Linked DNA regions of Homo sapiens: region 1 is linked to region 2. The links are chromatin loops, found by intact Hi-C in ENCODE. Cell type or tissue: Caco-2. All regions are shown on one strand. Each heading gives the region's core, and the rest is flanking DNA. Links, peaks and the distances in the headings are about the cores only. Region 1 overlaps C2CD3 (C2 domain containing 3 centriole elongation regulator). Region 2 overlaps C2CD3 (C2 domain containing 3 centriole elongation regulator).

Region 1 (2,919 bases), core at 272-2,771, 54 kb before region 2:
GTCAGCAGGGCTGAGATTGAGAAACCCTGCTGTAGCCTAAGGAAAGGTGAGGAAGGGAATGTTAACTATCTGCTTGTTCAAAATAATATAAGAACACTGTCTAATTTGAAGGTAGTGATTATATACTATTTTCTTGAGAAATTAAGGAAAAAAGTATAGCAGCTAGCTTGAAAGGAAGCAACATGGAAAGAAATAATAAATAAAATGTGTATTACAGTACCTGGCATCATGTTCATTAAGAAATCATTAAGTTCACTAACAGGTGCTTATTAAATGTTAATTACTGTAGGAGAAACAGAAATATATGCATACTTTGCCCTCAAGGAGCCTAAACTTTGAGGGAAAATATGGAATTTATACAAGGACCTGAAAGAAAGTTAGAAAGTAAAAATTGCTATCAAAAAAGGGACCAGTAATCCCAGCACTTTGGGAGGCCAAGGTGGGTGGATCACCTAAGGAGTTAGAGACCAGCCTGGCCAACATGGTGAAACCCCATCTCTAAAAATACAAAAATTAGCCAGGCATGGTGGCAGGCACCTATAATCCCAGCTACTAGGGAAGCTAAGGCAGGAGAATCACTTGAACCCAGGAGGCAGAGGTTGCAGTGAGCCTAGATCATGCCATGGCACTCCAGCCTGGGCAATAAGAGCAAAACTCCACCTCAAAAAAAAAAAAAAAAAAGATACCAGCGTGGGATTTCAAAAAAAAAAGGAGTATTTGTTCCTTCAAAATTCTGAGTTTATAGTTACTTATATGCTTATCTTCCTATTAGTTTGTAAACTGTGTTTTATTCATTTTTTGTATTCGATATAGAACTAATATCACCATAATTAGTCCTAAATACACGTATTTTTGTTTATTGGAAGTGGGTGTATCTGTGAATTTTTTGCAAAATCGATATATAATATTTAACTCATTGAATTATACCCTTTTTTCTCCCTATCAGACTATAAATAATACAAGAGTACAGATTGTGTTAGCTTAGCCACCTCTATATCTTCCAGGACCTAGCACATAATAAGTGACCAATAAATGTTTGTTGAATACATGAATGAGATCACAATCAGTGTCAGTAGTGTGTTTCTGAATACTGGTTGTTAGCATCCCAGAGGAGGGGTAGTATAATTGGGAAATATTTATTCAGTAGTCTTTTGTTTAATGTGAGTCTTTTGTTTAACATATCTCCTTCCACATTTAGAACCTCAGAAAGTTTCACTAAAGAGAGAATAGTTCAGCTGAAACTTCTATTAAAATTCTTCTGCTTTGTTTTCTTATCTCTGCAGTGCTGAATTATCCCAAGGCAATTTCTGGGATGGGCTAGGCTCTCCTCCAGATTCCCCATCTCCTGGGAGTGATGTGTATTGCATCAGTGAGCTGAATGACCCTCAGTATGACCAGAGTCTTCTGGAGAATTTATTTTATACAGCACCTGTAAGTCACTGAACCTGAAGCATTGAGAATTAGAGAACAAATGTATTAATAATATTAGTAGCTGCAGGCATGACAGCTATGCATTTTACATAACTTACCTTACTTAATTTTAATGACAACCTCAAGAGGAAAGTATTATCTTCATTTTACAGATGTTGAGACAGGCCTAGTAGGATTTGAATATTTTGTGCAAGAACATATAGCAAATAAGTATTAGAGCCAGAATTCAAATTCACATTTGCCTGAGTCCAAAGCCTATGGTTTAATTAATATATTTTATGGTTTCCTTAGAGCTTTTATAAGGAAGAGCTGATGTAGTTATACCCTCAGAACCATCCTTAACTGGTATCTGTTAAAAATATTCCAAAAACACTTCTTACTCACAGGAGACAAAACTCTTCTGGCCTGTAAGACAGGGATTCTCTTTTCTGGCAGCTCTGGTTTTTTCAAAGTTCTTTTTTCTATCAAGCCTTATGCTCTTTTCATTGGCTTAGCATCTTCTAGAATCTATACATACTATGTCCAATCCCTGTTCCACAAGTAGTTATTTATATGTGTGAAGGTTCATACTCCTGATTTTCCTTTTCTCCAGGTCAAAAAAAGATACTGAAATACAAGGTAGTTTATATCAGCCCAGTAGTAAGCCAGTGAGGGCTACCACAGTTTGGAAGAAGCAGGGAAAACTTTTACATGAGATTGTGGGGAAAAACCATAATGAAGAATAAAGGGTTTTAACTGAGATTGAAAGATAGTGTTTTGAGAAGCAGAGAAAAGATACAAAATGGGCGTAGAAAGAATGACCTGTGCAGAAAAACACATTTTTGCGCTACAAGGGACCCAATTGACTAGATGAGAATTTGTGTGGAAAAGGAGTTGATAAGGCAGGCTGGCACATTGCAGCCAATCTGTGAAAGGCTTTTCATGTCAGGTGAAGAGGAAATCACATATCACAAGAGTGTTCTAGGAATCTGTGTCTGGCAACCCTACAGTGGGGCAGACTGAAGAGGGAATAACGAGAAGCAGATAGGAAGCCACTGGGCTACGGGAAGCATGAGACAGAATGCCTGAATGAGAGTACCTGCAGTGGAATTGGACAGGAGGTGGTGGACGGGAAAGACATTAGGAACTGTTAGGATTTCATGACTTCCCACCTTCACAGTCATCACTGATACTGTGTTCCCTATAGGATAAAGAGGAAATATTTATTACACATTTATTACCCATTTTCTGTGTGCTAGGGACTTCACATCTTATCTGTCATTTATTAAATACTTGGGGGGGTTGTTTGTTTTGTGTTTTTATGGCTGAAACTAATAGAACACTAAATACTGTTTTTAATTCATTATTTTGTTTAATTCTTTTTTTTTTTTTTTTTTTTTGAGACGGAGTCTCTCATTCTGTCACCCAGTCTGGAGTGCAGAGGCATGATCTCGGCTCACCGCAACCTCCACCTCCCAGGTTCAAGCCATTCTCTTGCCTCAGCCTCCC
Region 2 (2,919 bases), core at 271-2,770:
AGAGAATGGGACATTGGCCAAAAAAAGGTCATTAAATGTGAGTAAAAAGTAGTGAGAAATGGGGCTGGAAAGACTAATTAGGCTACATAGGCAGCATTTTGTATGCTACATGACTGACACTGCAGGTGAGATGAAACCAACAAAATCTTAATCTGTGGAGAGGCAAGGTCATATTTGTTGACCAGACATGAAATCTTGGTGGCAGTATGAAAAAGATACTGGAGAATACCGAAAGCAGCAATCACTGAGAGGGCCGTCACATTAGTTCAAGTTCTGAAGCCTAAACAAGCAAGGTGGCAGCAAGAATGGAGAACAGGCGACAGAAACTTTCTGGTAGGAGACCATGATTCTACACTCTGTACTTCTGACTTTCCTCTTGCCTTAATAGTGTTCTCAGAGTGTCTGTCCTTTTTATGCCTTGGAAGCTCTTTCTTAAGGAAGGAAATGAGTGGTTCCTTCATGCAAACCTTTATGCAGAGGATTCACAAACAGCCCCAAATTAGGAGCTTTGCCTTCAGCAAAGCTGAGTTCTGAAGCAGCTCTGAAATGGTCTGTGGTCACCACTGTAGTCCTGGTTCTGAAAATAAAAGAACTTCTTGGATACTTATGTTAGAAAAAGCTCTGAGGAACCTTCGGTTAAGATCAGCTTCAATACTCTTAAGGTTTGTATACTTATATTAGACAAAACAGGTATTTCTAGCCCTGTTTTACAAATGAGACAAATAAGGAACAGAGAGGTAAAATGATTTGAAGTAGCATAAGTTATACTCAGTAAAAAGTAAAATCAGCTTCAATATTATCAACTTTTAGAGGCATTCTTTAGCCCATCAAGGCAGAGTTCAGGACACCTCTGGGTTCCCATGTGCTTTTAGCATAGTCTTTATCTTATTGGGTTGTAATTATCTGTCTGTGTTTGTCTCCCGCAGATCAAGAATCAAATCTGACTCACCTTGTACAGGTGTGACACAGAGGAGGTGTCAGCTAATGTTAGCTTAATACACCTGCTGGGCTAAGTTTTTATTAACATAAAAAATTGGACATTGCTTAAGGGGGAAGTTTCCATCCATTCACTCCAGGCCAAAGGGAGAGCACTTCTCTTAACCAGATGGAGATAATTAGAATGATTGCAATGGAAAAAAATCTAAAGTACGAGTCAGGAAACCGTGGTTCTTCTCAATGCTAGTTAACCAGGTATGTGATGAGCAAGCCACTTCTCTGTTCCTTGGTTGCCTTATTTTTATAATAGGGATAGAGATGCCTATCTTATGCGATTTTCAGAGACGTTATCAGCACAACTTTAGTGTGTAAGAAAACAGTGTGCAAGCTGTAACGCATTATCTAAATATGAGAAGTTGTTATTTTAATCTCACTGAAACAATTACACCTTTCTTGATGCATAAAATTCTTAAATGGCATAACTGGTTCACCTCAGGTCTTCTTAATGTGTGTCCCAACCCTGTGGGGGGTATAGCAGCCTTCTTTTGGGCTGCTTCCAAAAGTATTTCAGAACTTGACCTTTTTCAGAATGTAAACAGGCCCAGATGAATTTCCACCTACAAGAGGAGAGCCAGAGAAACCTGATAGACCTGCTCTCCCAAGCTGATTTCTTTTTCACCCACCTGTTTGGCTAAAAGGAATGTGTCTGTTCAAGACTAAATAAGGAACTATCTTCTTCCAAAGTCAAAATAGTTTTGTTTCAAGGCCTTTAGCAAATAGCAGCTTTAAAAATAAACTGGAGGATGGCCGGACGCAGTGGCTTATGCCTGTAATCCCAGCACTTTGGGAGGCTGAGGCAGACAGATCACTTGAGGTCAGGAGTTCAAAACCAGCCTGGCCAACATGGTGAAACCCTTTCTCTACTAAAAATACAAAAATTAGCTGAGCGCAAGCCTGCAATTCCAGCTACTCAGGAGGCTGAGGCAGGAGAATCACTTGAACCCAGGAGGTGGAGGTTGCAGTGAGCCGAGATCGTGCCTCTGCACTCCAGCCTGGGCGACAGAGTGAGTGAGACTCCGTCTCAAAAAATAAATAAATAAATAAATAAACCAGAGGGATGGGGGTAGTGCCATGAGAGATGTGAGCAAGGTTGATATATATCTAGAATTAGAATTTTACTGTGGAAGGTGGTTTGAGAGCACTTATTTCTGATGAGAAAACCGAGGCCCAGTTAGCCAGAATGAAGTGGTGTATCCAATATGTCACACTAAAGCAATGGCAGACTACATTGGAACCTAGGTGTCCTGCCTCTGGGAACAGTGATTGGTCCTCTCTGCTGATCTTCCTCAGAGCTTTCTTGAGAAGATGTTGCTATCTTCTGTGGGTATGTACTGCAAGCAGACAAGGCAACTCCTCTCTCTAACCCTGGGCAACTATCTGTAGACAAAGGGCAGTGGGAAGTCAGCAAACATTTAATAAGGGCCTTGGGAATACTCTGTGCATTCAAAGAGCTCTCAGTCTAGTGAGGGAAACACAGATTATTATACAATATGTGAGAGCTGCTGTGGTAGAGCCAGGTTATCTCTTCCTAATTGTGAGGATTTATGACATTTTATTGGAAGAAATTAGTTGAAGCTTAAGACCGAAAAAGGAAAATGGGAGAAAGAATGAGAGATGAAAGCTATATCAGGCAGAGGAAATGGAACCCACTCCAGCCATTTTAAGCAGAGAGGAGTTTAATATAGAATATTAAGGTACTTTAAGTCATTAGAAGGGCTAGAGGAGTGAGCTCTAGGCTAAACTTCTAGGAGGGAACCACTAAATCTTTTAAGTTCAGAATACAGTGCCAAAACTGAAATCTAAGAATCAGAAGCTCTCGTCATAGCCATTGCCACAGGGCCTCTCTGCACCCAGGGACCAAATGCTAGATCAAAAAACACAATGTCTCTACATCATCATCCTTGTTATTAGCAAAAGCAGAAG

Evidence for each region. A loop is a pair of places that touch in the nucleus more often than their neighbours do. Peaks named below come from ENCODE experiments on the same cell type or tissue, not always from the same donor. Only the 100,000 strongest peaks of a DNase experiment are listed, where the experiment ranks them.
Region 1: it touches region 2 in a loop (3-fold over the local background); 2 of 110 quality-filtered maps call a loop at or near these places.

What each region holds. Positions count from the first base shown.
Region 1 is chr11:74,121,500-74,124,418 of GRCh38, reverse strand. It overlaps C2CD3 (C2 domain containing 3 centriole elongation regulator), which reads left to right. Exons shown (of 33, transcript NM_001286577.2): 8 at 1,284-1,431. Among named protein-coding and RNA genes, the nearest start is that of C2CD3, 48 kb to the left of the region's middle. In Caco-2, for the core only: a CTCF peak has its summit at 1,307; a DNase peak (open chromatin) is centred at 1,338.
Region 2 is chr11:74,067,920-74,070,838 of GRCh38, reverse strand. All of the region lies in intron 24 of C2CD3 (C2 domain containing 3 centriole elongation regulator), which reads left to right. Among named protein-coding and RNA genes, the nearest start is that of UCP3, 60 kb to the right of the region's middle. In Caco-2, for the core only: no CTCF peak of the experiment used is centred there; a DNase peak (open chromatin) is centred at 1,578.